Regions from separate parts of the Mus musculus genome. Here region 2 is linked to region 1. A link is a loop called in an ENCODE intact Hi-C map of the cell type or tissue named here. Cell type or tissue: gastrocnemius. All regions are shown on one strand.

Evidence for each region. Peaks named below come from ENCODE experiments on the same cell type or tissue, not always from the same donor. Only the 100,000 strongest peaks of a DNase experiment are listed, where the experiment ranks them.
Region 2: a loop joins it to region 1, with 2.8 times the contacts of the local background. A loop is called at or near these places in 1 of 42 quality-filtered maps.

The regions. Positions count from the first base shown.
Region 1 is chr4:86,853,308-86,861,307 of GRCm38, forward strand. Rps6 (ribosomal protein S6) reads right to left here and starts at 4,060. Exons shown (of 5, transcript NM_009096.3): 1 at 4,014-4,060; 2 at 3,421-3,552; 3 at 2,839-3,049; 4 at 2,560-2,706; 5 at 792-1,648. The coding sequence starts at 4,019. The coding sequence ends at 1,395. In gastrocnemius, a CTCF peak has its summit at 3,856; DNase peaks (open chromatin) are centred at 136, 2,789, 4,097 and 5,017; H3K4me3 peaks cover 2,893 bases; H3K27ac peaks cover 2,555 bases.
Region 2 is chr4:86,743,982-86,751,981 of GRCm38, forward strand. It overlaps Dennd4c (DENN/MADD domain containing 4C), which reads left to right and starts at 4,574. Exons shown (of 32, transcript NM_184088.1): 1 at 4,574-4,931. It overlaps Gm6521 (predicted gene 6521), which reads right to left and starts at 5,423. Exons shown (of 1, transcript NR_168733.1): 1 at 3,544-5,423. In gastrocnemius, a CTCF peak has its summit at 4,404; DNase peaks (open chromatin) are centred at 4,479, 4,795 and 5,530; H3K4me3 peaks cover 3,393 bases; H3K27ac peaks cover 4,236 bases.

The DNA of each region.
Region 1 (8,000 bases):
GAAGCAGCTTCTATTACTCACTTTGAACCTCATGTACCTTAAGATCCTGCTCTTTCCAGTCATGGTGGCAGAGACTACATACGTGAGTTGCAGGCCAGCCAGACACTGCCCTAGAAAGATCCTGTTTTACGCAAAGCTAGGAATGTTGGCAACCAACAGCACTCAGAGTAGCTGAAGCAACTTTTGACCCCAGGCCAGCCAGGATATTGAAAAACACAAAATCACAATGGGTCACATGTCATATAAAGATGAAGTGGACAAAACCAAGATGTGAAAATCCCACACTGAATGAACATTGTTTGTTAACACTAGCAGGGTTAGGAGTTCTGATATTCACAGCTCCCAGAATCAGAATGTCCTTCAACAATGATCAGTGTTATGTTGGACTTAATACTGGTTTCAGTCATCAGATCTTAGCATAGGACAGAATAACGGAGCCACCAATGGCAGTGATCCAGTGTACCTGGAATGTTTTACAAAAAGGCTCTCGTTTGAGTACAGGTGATATTTGTATAGTAAAACCTGTGCACTAAAAGGAGGTGGCTTTGTTCCTGGTAGCCTGCAGCCTTTTCTTTTAGCATACCTGTTAATACCCAAGTTAATGTGTTAACTCTTCTGCCAGAAAAAAAAAAATCTTAGATTAGAATTCCTTTAATCCCAGTACTCAGGAGGCAGAGACAGGCAGATCTGAGTTGCAGCCGGTGTGGTCTACTGAATGCCACAATAACCTAAATTAAACCAAGAGACCGTCTTGGAACACCCCTACCCCAAAACAAAAATCAAGAGCAGGTCCTTGGAAGGGTATTTCTCATTTTACTGTCTGCAGCACATTTGTGAATAGTCATGTGTAACAAAAAACACGGTGGAGAAAACCTGTCTTCGCTACACAGGCTAACTTGTGATACACACCAAAACTACCTTCACACCTAAGCGGGTGCATACAAATCAGTACCAGTGACTGGGAAGCATGACTGAGGCCTAGGTTTAATCCCTTCCACTACCATTCACCAAGAATGCAGCCACTGCCACTGTAGGGGCAGGGAGGCTGGTAGCGCATGGCTGATACCTTTTGGGACAGAAGTTAATCTTTTTAGCAAGTTTCAAAGGCACAGTGTGTTTTTTACTTTAAAGGCTGTGTTTCTTTAATTATTAATCTTAGTAAAGGCCTCTTCTATGCCATCCTACATTTTAATGGTCTCCAAATGTTATTTATTTACCTTGGGGTAGAAGCTCGATACATATTAATTTGAAAATAATCACTCTCCCCATATTCTAGCAGTCCTATAGATGTATTCCTTCTTCTGTCTCATCTTTCCCATCATTTATCTAGTTACACTATTAATGAAAGCCAATGAAAGATTCAAGGTCATTATTTATTTGTTGCTCTTAAAGACTCATTTTTGACTGGACTCAGACTTAGAAGTAGAAGCTCTCAGTGAGGACAGCCTACGTCTCTTGGCAATCTGTTCCTGGCGCTTTTCTTTGGCTTCCTTCATTCTCTTGGCCAAAAGTTTAGCGTATTCTGCAGCCTCCTCCTTGTTCTTCTTAGTGCGTTGCTTCTTCAGAGCAATACGTCGGCGTTTGTGTTGCAGGACACGAGGAGTAACAAGTCGCTGAATCTTGGGTGCTTTGGTCCTGGGCTTCTTACCTAAAAATCCAGATGAGCAATCACTTCTCAGCACCCATGCTGGATGACTATGCAGTGGTGTAACTCAAGCCAGGCACACCTAAGGCCCCATTCAACCCCCACCATTCATCCAAGGCCTGTGTTGTCCTCAAAACCTTTTTTTAAAGTATTACTCTGACCCTATGGTCTGCATTCTTTTTCATTTATGCTTGAATCCTACTTTTAGATGGACTCTGCCTACTATTAGAACTTTTAAAATTTGTTTTAGCCTTTTGAATTTACACTTACTCCACATTACAGGTCTCTTTAGGAACAGAAACTTGCTGTCATCTCAGCTCATGGACCCTTGTAAATAAGCTGGGATAGTCAAGTTCTGCTACAGGTCAGCCACTCTGTCCATGAGGGGAAATGGACCATTTTTAAACCTCTTGTCAACTGAGTTACACGTTTCCTTTAGTACCACTCTAATTAGTACATGTACAAGTCCACAGTCCTGAGTTATTTGTATCTCACATACAAGCCATGTCCTACAGACACAGTAACATCGTGTACCTGATGCTGTACTCTTCATTAATGAGTATGCTGCCTAACACATAGTATTTTTTCTTACGTTTAAGTGTTTTTCCTGACTTCCATAATCTATGTCCCAGAGGTGACAAATACGAGAGCCAGTCATCAGTAAGTCCAAAACACCAGCTTAGAACCCGGTCTCTCCAAAATCCTCTCCTGCAAGTTGTCCTCTAGCCCCTACATATACATCAAGTGCTTTAAAGGATTTTCAAATGTATTAAAATGAGAATGCCTTCGTAATCTCAGAATCCTGGCCATTCCTAACCCCAAAGCCATGAACATAAAGTCTGGTAAGCCAGACTCCGGGCTGGCAAGCAAAGCTGCAGCAGTAGCACAATACACCCCCCCCCCAAATCCATTACCTTCTTTGTTTAAGGGCTTCCTGACAACATACTGGCGGACATCATCTTCTTTGGAGAGATTAAAAAGCTTGCGGATTCTACTAGCCCTTTTAGGTCCCAACCGACGAGGCACAGTAGTGTCTGTCAGTCCAGGAATATCCTTCTCTCCTTAAAGAAACAATCAAAATAGAGACATTAAATGTTTATCACTTGGGAAACAACTTCTTGGGCCAATGCCCACTACCTAGGAGGCAGATCTCTCTCAATAAACAAGCAAGCAAGCTTCAACAAAAGCCTCACCTTTCTTTACAATGACCAAGTTGAGAACACTGAGATTAGCGTCCACAATGCATCCACGAACAGACTTGCGCTTCCTCTCTCCAGTTCTCCTTGGCCTGTAACAGGAATGCCCCTTACTCAACAGCAGGCGCACTCTGCCATGGGTCAGAACACCTTGCTTCATGGGAAAACCTTGCTTGTCATTCCCACCGCTGATCCGGACCACATAACCCTGCGTTGAACATAAAATAACAACATTTTACTAGTTCAGTTCCAACCTACTAAGTGCAGGTTCTTAACCTCTTAGGTTCAACACCCGACTAGGGAGAATAACTGAGACCAATTTCAACCACTCACGTTTTGTCTCCGTTTCCAACTAAGGTAAACTAGCCATCTCTCTCCTTTTGACTTACCCTGACTACCCCGGTTTTACTAGCATGAACATGAAAGGCTTTTTTTAAGACCCTGAATTCCGTACGGCAAGCAAGAAAGAAGCATGTCCTTTCGGCCCATTTCCCCAAACTTGGTTCTATTAATGAAACTTAACCCAAAACAGCCCTTGCGCTCGCCAAGCTGGGACATGGATGCCGGTAACAACCTTACCTTCCACTCTTCACCAAGAGCATCAGCGGCTACTTCCGTGGCCATGCGCTTCTCATAGAAGGTGCGGAGCTTGCGCTCGTCATCCACCTCGATGAGCTTCTGACAGCCGGTGGCGGGGAAGGAGATGTTCAGCTACAGTTTTAAAGGGGGACAAGAGAGAACCTTAGGGACCCAAGCCGGGCCGACAACGCAGGGCGTCCGAGGCTCGGATCCCACGCCCGGCAAAGCGCCGCATCCACGGGACATTTTACAGGAGCTCTGTGGGATGCTGAGGACGCCGGGCGACCCTCAAGACCTCCGCTAGCAGAGTGGCGAGGGCTCGAGAGCCGCAAGGCTGCCAGCCGCGAGCGGGGCTTCGGGACCGCGCGTGCCGGGCCCGGAGCCGGGCGCCGCTATGGCGCTACGTCCACCGCGGCGGCGCTGCAATCGCCCGCCATCCGCTCTCCCAGAGCGTCCCAGGGCCGCCAAAACGAGTTCCCTCCCGCCTCGGATCCTTCTCCACTTAGTGCGGGACTTATGCGAGCCTGGGACCGAGGCCGTGCCGCACGCTCGGGCTCGGGCGGCCTCACTCGGCCCTGGCCGGGGACGCCTACCTTCATCTTGACACAGCCGAGCGCCTGGGAGGCGTCACGAAAAAGAGGCCCGACTTCCGCTTAACCCAGGGCACATAGCGCTCTAAGTTCTCGCGAGAACAGCCGGCGGAAGTGACTTTAGAGGGGCGTTACTTCCGGGCGTAGATTAACTAGACTATGGAGAGGCCGGTTTGCAGCGAGCTGTCATTTTAGCTTCCTGGACCTTCCTGGTGACGGGGTCTGTCGTTTATCACCGGGGTTAGCCGCTTCCAGACTGGTCTACTGAGGAGCCGAATCTCCGTTTGCGACCCTGGTTTCTAGTAGTACCTAAAATGGGAAAGCACGACCGGAATTGTCGCCCTGGCTGTCAGGTCCCTCATCCGTACAGAAGATTTCCAATCCGGGATCTTGTCCTGATCCCAGCGATTGAGTGGCTCCTGTAGTCGCCGGACCGCAGAGGCTAAGCAGTCACGTTTACCCAGCACAGACATCTATCGTATGCCTCAGAGTCTTGAGCCTCTCTGCTTTCGCTCTTCTTCTGCCAAAATTGTCCCTTTTGTGGCTGGGCTGGGGGTGACAACTCAGATTGGAAATTGAGCCTCGGGGCTCATCACTGAGCGGCACCGTCGTTGTCAGCTCTTTTTTCAAAACACAAATTAACACCATTTCCATGCTTGTTTACTGCAGTCACACACAGTTCTGTTCAAACTCGTCTTTTGTTTTTCTGAGACTGTCTTTGTATAAAACCCTGGCTGTTCTGAAAGTCTCTATGTACATCATACCCATCTGCTCACCACTGTCACCAATTTCTGTCTCTAAAATTTTGAGTAAGTCCATCATGTGATGGAATCAAATGGAAGTTGTCTTTTTATAACTGGCTGGCTTCACTGAGTGCAGTCTTCAAGTTTATATTTTTCTTCCTTTTAAAGGCGCGTGTGTGTGTGTGTGTGTGCGCGCGCGTGCGCGCGCGCGCGATCACATTTTGTGTGTTGATTTTCTTGTTGAACATTTTTGTTGCTTTATACAATATCCTTGGAAGTATGGCTGCCTGCCTCTGCCCTCAGACATCAGAAGGGGTCTGATCCCTTTGAATTGGAGTTACAGATGGTTGTCAGCTGCCATGAAGGTTCTGGGAATTGAATGCTGGTCCTCTGGAAGCCCAGCTACTAGTCTTAACCACTGAGATGTCTCTCCAGACCCTGTGACCTATTTTTAAATTTTGGATTGTTAGACCTGCCATTGGTGATGCCTGCTTCTAACCCTGGCACTATGGAAACAGGCAGGACGGCTGTCACAAGTTCTTGCCAGCTTGGACTATATAGTAAATTCCAGGGTAGGCAGAAATACACAGTGAGAGCCTGAATCAAACATGCACACAAGTGAGAGAGGGGTTGGAGGAGCTTGCATGTGATACTGAGGTATCTGAAGGCAGGCTTTCACCTTGCAGCCCAGGCTGATGTCAAACTCCACGGTGTTGCTGGGGGATGACTCCTGATCCTGGAGCTTTCACCTCTCAAGTGCTGAGATTATCATAGGCCTGTGCCACCGCAATCTGATCTTAAAGACTGGTCCCTGTTTATTTTAGTTCTTGTATTAGGTCAGTGGTCCACTTGGAGTTTTGTTTTTTAAACCAAGTCTTACTGTGTTGCCTAGGCTGGCCTCTTGGCCTCTGTACTTGAACAGTCCTTTTACAGCCTTCCAAGTGGCTGGAACTACAACACATGCCATTGAAATCTGCACAGTGGTCATGCTCATATGTCTCTCCAACAGTAGACTCGCCTCCTCCTTTCCCATGTAGGTATGTAGTTGTTCCGGCAGTGCATGTGATGGGAGCGCTCTCCACACACTTGACCTGACCCTTTGGTTTGTTATGGCTGTCCAGTGCCAGGTCACACTAGTTTTGTTTTTGTTTTTTGAGACAGGGTTTCTCTGTTTAATCCTGGCTGTCCTGGAACTCACTCTGAAGACTAGGCTGGCCTTGAACTCAGAAATCCACCTGCCTCTCCCTCTCAAGTGCTGGGATTAAAGGCGTGTGCCACCACTGCCTGGCCATACTGTTTTGATTACCATAATTTTGTAAGATTCCTAGAATGGGCCTTGTAATGCTAACACTCACAAGGAGAGATGGGAGAGTTGTGAATTCCAGGGCAGCGTCCACAACCTAGCAAGAGCTCATCACCACAAACACACACACACACAATTATTTGCCTATAAATTAATGCCAGGGTCACATGGGGGAGACCCTGTCTTAAAACAGATGAGCAAGGTGGTGCACACCTTTAATCTTAGCATTCGGGAGGCGAAGCAGGCAGATCTCTGTGAGTTAGATAGGATCTGGAACTTGGGGCACACCTGTCCCCCAGACCTTGGTTTCTAAATTCTATGACCTATTCAGAAAAACAAGCATTCTGTTGCAAATTTCACTGACTCCAGATCTTTGGCAGATAGATAACAAAGTAAATGTAGAATATTTGTTCCAGAAAGAAAGTAATATCTCAAAAACCAATGGACTTGTGTTAGCAGGTTAAAGGGGTAAAGGTTTCTTACTCTAGATGTGAAGAAAGCCATGCTACAAATCTAAAATGCATGCTGTTCTATATAACAGATGGCTTGAACTTTTAAGAATTTGCATCATGTCTTGGTTGTATACTTCTGCCATGATAGTAGCACTTAGATGAGGCAGGAAGCTGAGGAGTGTGAGGTGAGTCTTAGCTACACGGCGCATTTGAGGGCTTGTCTCAACAATTCTATGAAGTGTTGGTCTCATGGACACCTGTGGATACCGAAGTCCATGGATGCTCCAGTTCCTTTGTAAAATAGCATGATATTGAGTACTGCTCACATCTGACTTCCTGTGTACCACCTAGAACAGTATACATGCTATGCAAATAGTTGTTTTATGCTATTTTTATAAGAGTAATGACTATAAAAAGTCTACAAATGTTCACTGTGTGCAGGTTTTTCCTCAAATATTCAAGATTATTGTATCTAGAAATGCAGATTCCATAGATACAAAAGAAACAGCAACCAGGGAGGTGGTGCATACCTGTATTCTAGGATTTCAGGGAGCTTCCGCAGGAGGATCAGTAAGTAGTTCAAGGCCAGCCTCAACTATAAAATGCATTGAGGCCATCCTGGACTAGCTGTGGATCAAACCAACCAGTCAGCCATGTTGGGTTCCTGTTTTGAATTCCAGTATTTGGGAAATTAAGAAAGGAGGATCATGAGTTCGAAGCCAGCCTAATCTACATAGTAAGTTCCAGAGTAGCCTGGGCTAACTAAAGTTGTAGGAGAGGAAATGGGTTCTAGTGTTTCAGAAAGCTGTTTGCTTTCTAGCCCAGTCTTGGACACACACACACACACACACACACACACACACACACACACACACACACAGAGAGAGAGAGAGAGAGAGAGAGAGAGAGAGAGAGAGAGAGAGAGAGAGAGAGATACAGAGAATCATTTTAAACACAGAAGTTCAACTTAAAAGACAATCTCTACTTCTTTTCCCTTTTTCATTCATTTGTATATTTATTCATTTTACATCCAGATCAAAGTTCCCTTCCTCTCATCCCAGTCTCACCCTCCCCTTCTCAGAGAAGGTGGCACACCCTTTGGGCACCACCCTACCCTGGGACACCAAGTTGCAGCAAGACTAAGTGCATCTTCTCCCACTGAGGCCCAACCAGGCTGTCTACCTAGGGGAAGGGGAACCAATGACAGGCAACAGTCAGAGACAGCACTTGCTCCAATTGTTAGGGGACCCACATGAAGACCAAGCTGCACATCTGCTACAAATAAGTAGAGGGTCTAGGTCTAGTTCCTGCATGTTCCCTGGTTGGTGGCCCAGGCTCTGTGAGCCCCCGTGGGCCTAGGTTAGTGAACTGTAGGTCTTTATGTGGTATCCTTGATCCCTCTAGTTTGCTCAACATCATCTCCAACTCTTCCACAAGACTCCCTGGGCTCTGCCTGATGTTTGGCTATGGGTCTCTGCATCTGTTTCCATCC
Region 2 (8,000 bases), 110 kb before region 1:
ATCTGTGTAAACTGTTCATCATTTTTTGTTTCTTTTTTCCTCTTCACCCTCTATCCTCACTTCTTTGTTTTTGTTTTATTTATGGCACTGAGAAGTGGACCCAGTGCTAAACAATTCCTCTCTACCTCTGAACCACACCCTCATCTTTCATCCACCTTCGTTAATTTCTGAGACTACTCTTCATGCTTTTCTATGATCGGTTCTGTGCACCTAGAAAGAAAAGGCCCCACGAGCTCACATGCGACCTTGTCCCCACGAGCTCACATGCGACCTTGTCCCCACAGGGCAATGTTTAGGAGATTTTGAAGGGAACAGGGAGAATGAGGAAAATGACACCTGTAAGATGTAGCCGTGAAGAGGGCCACCGAATCCGAATCCTCCTGCCTATTTAGTGCTTTAGCCTTGCAAATCCACACTCTCCAGTGATCTTAAGCACTCACTCAGCAGGCCGGGAGCTAGAATGACACTTCCTTTTTCAGAGGGTTGGCCAGAATACTCCTGTGTACCCTCCTCTTTTTGTGAAGCCGGGTCAGCCTGGGACCTCGTACATGCTAGGCAAGAGGGCTGCAACGGAGCTACGCCCTCATCCCTTATGTATGTTTTTATTTATTTAGCGACAGGGTTTCACTAGGTAGCCTGGGAGGCTTGGAACTCACAGGGATTTATGTGCCTCTGCCTCCTGAATGCCGGGATTAAATGCATGTGCCACCATGCCTGGCCTGTACGTATGCTCGTATCTATAAGTTAAATAAAACTCTAATGCTCTAATGATTATAACAGCTATATGTTGATTGGGCTCTCCAGTTCTCTTCCAGCTTTTTAGAAAAATAACTTGTTTTTTTTTTTTTTTTGGTAAGGATTTATTCATTTTATATTATATATGTGTGTTTCTGATCATTTGTATGTACACCGTGTTTGTGCAGATGATTGCAGAGGCCAGAAGAGGGCATTGTGTCTCCCAGAACTGGAGTCTCAGGTTCTCTGTAAGAATAAGTATTCTTAATCTTGGGCCCGTGTGTTCATCACCTATTTATTTTTTTTAATTGAACATTAAATTTTGTCTTTATTCTTTAGAATTTCATTCATGTACACAATGAGAAATGATCCTATGTATTCCCACCCAAACATATGTTTATTCTATTAGGTCCAGTTAGTGCTGCCCACATGGCCATGGGTGAGGGACAATCCACTGGAAGTGGACTCTGGCACTGGACTCTGGCAAGTGGCTAGGTCTCCAAAAAAGGACTCTTTTCTCCCGAGCAACTATTAACTGCAAATAGTTCCTCAGGAAGGATAGCCAAACCATTCTATATTAAACGTCAAAGTGAATTTACTTATCCTGGATGTGCATGTGCAAGAGTGATCAAGGACATGCAAAATAAAGGATGGCTGGCTCAGATGAAAAGTTAAACTTGCAAGTTTACTCTAGGAGATATTGGGAAGGAAACAGAGATGAAAAAATTATGGTAAAACTTTAGGATGATGAAAACAGTAAGAAAAAATTTAAAAAATTACAGATTTTCTCAAATCTTGTAATCCATCATGTGGAAAAAAATAACTTCTTTGAATTTCCTTTCTTTCTCTCTTTCTTTCTTTGTCTCTCTCTCTTTCTGTCTTTCCTTCCTTCTTTCTTCTTTCTCTTATAAGTAGGAAAAGGTTTTGGCATTTCTGTCTTAGTTAGGGTCACTGTAAGTGGCCAAAAGCAATTCGGAAAGGAGAGGGTTTATTTGGCTTACACGTCCACACCACTGTGCATTGTTGGAAGAAGTCAGAAGAGGAACTCAAGAAGGTCTAGAAGCTGGAGGCAGGAGCTGATGTAGAAGCCTTAAGGAATGGCTTGCTCCCCAGGGTTTGCTCAACCTGTGTCCTGGCTAGTTTTATGTCAACTTGACACAAGCTAGAGTCATTGTAGAAGAGGGAGCCTCAGTTGAGAAAAGCCAGCACACTGACTTTACTGCTTTTAAAGGGTCTCATAGTTTTAATTTTTATTTATATGAATGGTGGTATGCCTGTGGGTGAATATGTACATGTATGTATGGGTAACACTGGAGGCCTGAAAAGGCTGTGTCTTAGTCAGAGTTTTACTGCTGTTAGCAGACACGGTGACCAAGGCAACTCTCACAAGGACAACATTTAATTGGGGCTGGCTTACAGGTTCAGAGGGTCAGTCCATTATCATCAAGGCAGGAGCATGGCAACATCCAGGCAGGTATGGTACAGGAGGAGCTGAGAGTTCTACATCTTCATCTGAAGGCTGATAAGAGAAGACTGGCTCCCATGTGGTTAGGAGGAGGGTCTTAAAGCCACATCCACACTTCCTCTAACAAGGCCAACCCTCCAAATAGTGCCACTCCCTGGGGCAAGCATTTTCAAAGTACCACAGGTAAGTCATCTCTCTAGCATCTGACCTTCTGATTTACAAGTCCCAGAGAATGGGGGATGGGGAGAAGGGGAGGCCCTTTCAGTGCCTGAGGGCTAGTGATATGCAGCCATCAGAGGGACAGATCCAACCTAGGGTCTCACTCTAGCCGAATAAGTTCTCTCCTATTAAGTTAAACCCATAGCTCCGATTAAACATTTTGGAAGCCTTGGTGAGGAAGTAGAAGAAGTCCACAAGTTGGTTGGACAGTGGTGGCGCACACCTTTAATCCCAGCGCTTGGGAGGCAGAGGCAGGTGGGTTTCTGAGTTCGAGGCCAGCCTGGTCTACAGAGTGAGTTTCAAGACAGCCAGGGCTATATAGAGAAACCCTGTCTCGAAAAAAACCAAACCAACCAACCAAACAAACAAACAAACAAAAAAAGAAGTCCACAAGCTAGGTTTTCAAATATGAATGTGTCCCTTAACGTTTCTGCTGGCTGGACTGTTAGGATGCTTCCAGGGCCCTAGATCAACTCCTAACTATTGTTAATGGAACCATATTTATATCACTGTTTCTTCTTGAATCAATTCTGACTGCGAATGTGGTTAGGAAAATGGTGTCTGCTATAGAAGTCAAAAGCCAAAACTTTTCAAACCTGCAGTTAACTTCAGAAATAGACAACCAGGCACATATCAACCAGACTTAACATTATTACACTTGTTAGCAAAAACCGTGAGCAAATGAAAGAGAAACTCTCAGCAAAGTGACCACTATGAACACGGGAGTTCACCCGCTACGCACACATATTTAAAATAATTTAATGAACTTTTTGTTTTTCGAGACAAGGTTTTTTTTTTTCTGTATAGATAGCCCTGGCTGTCTTGGAACTCACTCTGTAGACCAGGCTGGCCTCGAACTCAGAAAATGCCTGCCTCTGCCTCCCAAGTGCTGAGATTAAAGGAATGCGCCACCACTGCTCGGCTTAATGAAATTTTTAACAGCATACAAAGAAAAGGGTTTCACTAAGACATGCTCAAAAACATCAGTCACTTTTGTTCTACTCCCCCCCCCCCCAGCCACCCCTGCCGCCTAATCTGTCTTTTGCCAAGAGGAAAAAAGTTGTAACTTATTTTAAGCTATTTGTTCCTTGAAAAATTGATACCCTAAAAAAATTGTCACCAAGTGGTAGCACAAGTCTTTAATTCCAGCAATGGAGGGTGAGTGTTTAAGGCCAGCCTGATTTACAAATAAGACTTGCAGGAAATGCCAGGGCTAAATAGTGAGACCCTACACACCACCTTACCTTCTGCCAAACAAACAAAACAAATTAAAATATTTTGTCAAAATTTCATTACAGTGAAGACTCTCCAATTCCGTCCTTCAGTACCTGCAGAACTGAAAATTGGGTGCTAAAGAGATTATTATTTCAGAGTACTTGCTGCTCTCTTTAGGACCAGAGTCAAATCCTCAGCACTCTGTCCTGAGGCTCACAACCATCAGCTTCAGAATGTTTACCTCGAGATCTAGGTTACCTTTGAGAGGCAGCAAATTACGATTATCTAAACTAAAGAGTTACTCGTTTGGCGTTATCAAAATCTGGATAGAAGTAGAGAAAGACAACGCAGCTAAGGTCTCTCAGAGGTCTTTGGATGGCTTAGAGAAGGGCAGCCCTCCAGTGTCACTCAGACTTTGGGGTCACACAATTATGGGTGGAACTTCCAGCCTCTACTAAAGAGAAACTGCAAGTCTCTCTAGGCTTTTTTTTTTCTTTCATTGACCTTGAGCTATTCTAAGTCACTTTCTCATTCTCTGAAAACCTGAGCCTGGAGAGGCGGTAGTCACCTGCCACAGGCAACCGCAACAAAACAAAACAAAACAAAACAAAACAAAACAAAACAAAACAAAACAAAACAAAACAAAACAAAACACCGCAGAACAAACAGAAAGGTTACAACTAGCGCCAGGAGAGCTGGAGGACTCTCGCTTCGGCGTCGGGATTCTAAGGAGCGCCCCGAGGTCCGCCAGAATTCTGCCAGGAGGAGGGCGCTCGCGGGGCGGGGCACAAGCGCAGAGGCGTGGCCTGAGCCTGAGGCTTGGTAGGAGTCTGGGGGCGTGGGTCAACCTCTGGGTGGAGCCCAACCACAGGGGCGTGGCTCTAGCGGGGCGGGTCCGACCTCGGACCCCACCCCCCGCGTCCTTTCTACCGCCCCCGCAGAAGGAAAGGGAGAGGGACGGAGGGAGGGAAAGTGGTGTTCTGTGGAAAAGAGCGGAAGGAAGGGAAGGCAAAAAAGAATAGGGAACAGAAACATGGCGGTCTGTGGTCCGGACAGTCTCGCCCCGGGCAGTGCCTAGACGTCGGTCCTCCCGCAGCGCCCGCGGCCCGCGAGCCCTTCGGTCGGCAGTTGCCCTCGCTGCAGGCTGTCCCCTGGAGACCCGGCCGCGCGGAGGCGCAGGCGCAGAGGGGCCCCGGAGTCCCGGCCCTGCCAGCGGAGGGTGCCCAGGCCGCGTAGCCGGCGCTTTCTCACCCCAGGAAGCTCCGGTGTCGGACAGTCGCCGACTGGGCCGGCGCAGGTGAGTCCGCACCGCTGCCCTGCCCGATTCCTCCCGCTCCGCCAGGCCGCTCAGGTAGCGTGCGGGACCGCGCGGGAGGAGGGGAGCGGCCGGCTGGCCTAGTCGCTGAGTGAGTGGGCGGGAGGTCCCCGGAGCCCGCGGGCTGCCGTTCGGAGAGGCTGCGGCCGGAGGGCCTCGAGAGGATCGACTCGGTGCAGGGACCGGGCCTGGCCTCTGCCGCCGGGGTGAGGCGGGAACCAGGCTCTCCGGCCCTGGCCCGGCCGGCGGGGTGCTGAGCGGTGGCAGCTGGGGTGGAGCGTAAGGATCCGTGGACGCTGCGGAGGTGGAGGTACCGGGGTGCAGGCAGGTGCCGCAGGTGAATCCAGGGCATTTCCTCCTCTGCCGGACCGTGGCTGATGTTTAGGGCTGCTTTGTTGGGGATAACTTATAGGAAGGCTCCATTCAGCTCTGGAGTGACTAAACTCAAATAAAGCCAACTAATGAGCCCCTAAGTGCTGACTCTTGTAAGAGCCGTAACTTTAAAGCATTGGAGATGCTGTCACCTCTTCCCCCTCCCCTTTTTGTGATTCGTAGGCCGTTTCCCTCCCGAAGAATGTGCTTGGAGAGAACAAATAAGGAATGACCCAGTTTTTAAAATGCCGCCCCCCCAACCCCCGCTCCCCTTCAAATTTCGTTGGTTTCACACGGGAAAATTTAAGGCAGTTACTGTAGTTACTTGAGCAAATGTGAGAGAAGGCGTCATTCCTGCCTACTGAGAGCACAACTTGCTGTGCGATTTTGTCTAGAGAGGTCATGCACTGTAGTCTGAGCAGTTGACGTACTTAGGCTACTTAATTGTGTGCAAACTCGAGTCCCTAGAAATAGGTCTTGCCGTCTTATCTCCATGCTTCCAAGAAGCAAGCTAGAAAAGATCCTTAGGTGTAGTGTCCTGTTGGCCAGGTTTTCAGTAAACATTTCATTTGATTTGATAACCATGTAAATATACTAAACTACCTCGAATCTAGAACTCATTATGTGACTTTTTTGTTAAAAAAAATTTGCAAAAGGAAAACTTTTTATCATAGTCATTATAACCATAAAACCCACTATATTTTCTGCTTTGCTCTCAATATTAATGTTAAAAAGTTAGCAAACTGCCTTCTTGATAAGACTGGGAACTTAGAAATCTCAGACATAATCTTAGATTTGTGCTCATGAATATGACCTGCCTCTTACTGGATTGCTCTTTTAGTTAGTGGCAATAGGTTTTCTGCTATTCAGTCCACTCCTTTGACCATTTACTATTTATAAAGAAATGGATTGAGATTAAGGGGTCTAATCCTCTTTATTACCGGTCTTGGAGAAGTGATCCCATGTCATTTGATTTTTGGCCAGTAGTACCTTGCTTGGAGTATAATTGTTTGTTTATTTGAATAATAGAAAAGATGTGTCAGAAATGTTGATGTTTTGTATTTTAATAATTTACTCCTGTGTAATTTGTAAACGAGTGCATTCTGGTGGGAATAAACACAGCGTTTGTAGTATAAACTTGAGCTTGTAGCTGAAGAAATTTGTGGAAAAGTTGTGGGTGGAGACTATTCTTAAAAACAAATGTTTTAAAGTACAAGGAACTGCCGCGTTGTGTGGGCTGTGACAGTTGAGGATGGCAGGTTTGGATGGTTATTTGGGCAAGAGCTCTGTCTAAGGAAACACATACTGCATCGTAGGAACCGGCAGTTTGTAACTTTTGCATGGTAAGTAATGACAAGGCACTTTTGCTTTTTTGTGTACCTGCCAGTTTAGACTGAAGCATCTCATATTTTCATTGGTGTTCCCTGCTAAGACAAATACCACATTGGTTTCGCTGCTCACTTTGAAAGCTACATTTTTGCCTTGTTCTTGAACCTTAGCTACAGGTTGTAAAGGGAAAAAGAAAGCAGCTGCGTCAGTGGCAGTTGTCGCCCTCATCCGACTGCTCTGATCTGAAAACAGAGTGTCTGTTATAACTTGAACTTCTAGTAGAAAATGCTTGCAGAAAATTTAGGACACAAGTTTTCATAACGCATGAATTAAAATGTTACCTTTTTAAGGACTGTGCTGCACAAGCCATGCCTTCTTTCAGATGGTCTGTGTTATAGATTTGTATCAGTGGGATGCCTTGGTCGAATGGGAAGTTTCTTTAGCAGTTAAACTTTGGGAAGCCAGGTGTGGTGCTGCATTCTTGAAATCCCCCCAGCACTTGGAAGGTGGAGGCAGGATGACTGTGTAGAAGTGAGGCCAGCCTTTCTACCCAGCATTCCATGACAGCTTGGGTTAAGTGGTGACACTGTGTTTAGAAGAAACAACAGAGCACCACAAAAGACAATTGAAAATCAGGGAGGAATGCCCTGTATGATAGCCTAGGAAAAGAGGTCTTTTAGCATCATGGTATAAGGAATTCCAAGTTTACTTTATTATTATTATTTAAGATTTATAATAGTATTTGTGGGAAGAAGGCCTTGAATTTTCTGAAATCCTCCTGCTTTTGCCTTAGTGTGGGACTAAAGGCATGCCTACTTTTTTGGGGAGAGGGCATTGAGGGGATGTATAAAGTCCTGGTATATAGTTTAGGCAAGCCTATGCTTGCTGTTGTCGTAAATGCTGGGAGAGGTAAATGCCTAGGTAACCTTGAACTTAACCACACAGCTGAGGATGACCTTAAACTCTTCTGCCTCCTATTCCCAAATGCAGGGCTTGCAGGTCGTCCTCACTGTGGTCTGCTCAGACTTTCATTTTCCCTCCAGTTGCTCTTATATCTCTTTTTTCTTTTTTTCCCATGTACATTCATAGTATTTGCTAAGAAAGCTGGAGATACTTTCTCCTTTCAAGTTGGATGACTTTTATCTGTCCCTGTTTCGCTGCTGCTGCTTGCATTACTGCTGTGGAGGAAAGGCAGTGCAATTCTCATTCATAACTTTTGTGCTTTACTATGATGTTTTTAGTTAAACCCAGAGCCTTATACATAATGAACATTGTCTCGACTGCTAAGTCATACCTCCAGCTCACATATGTAGTTTAGACATTTGGTGGCCCTGCACTAAAAGGGAGAAC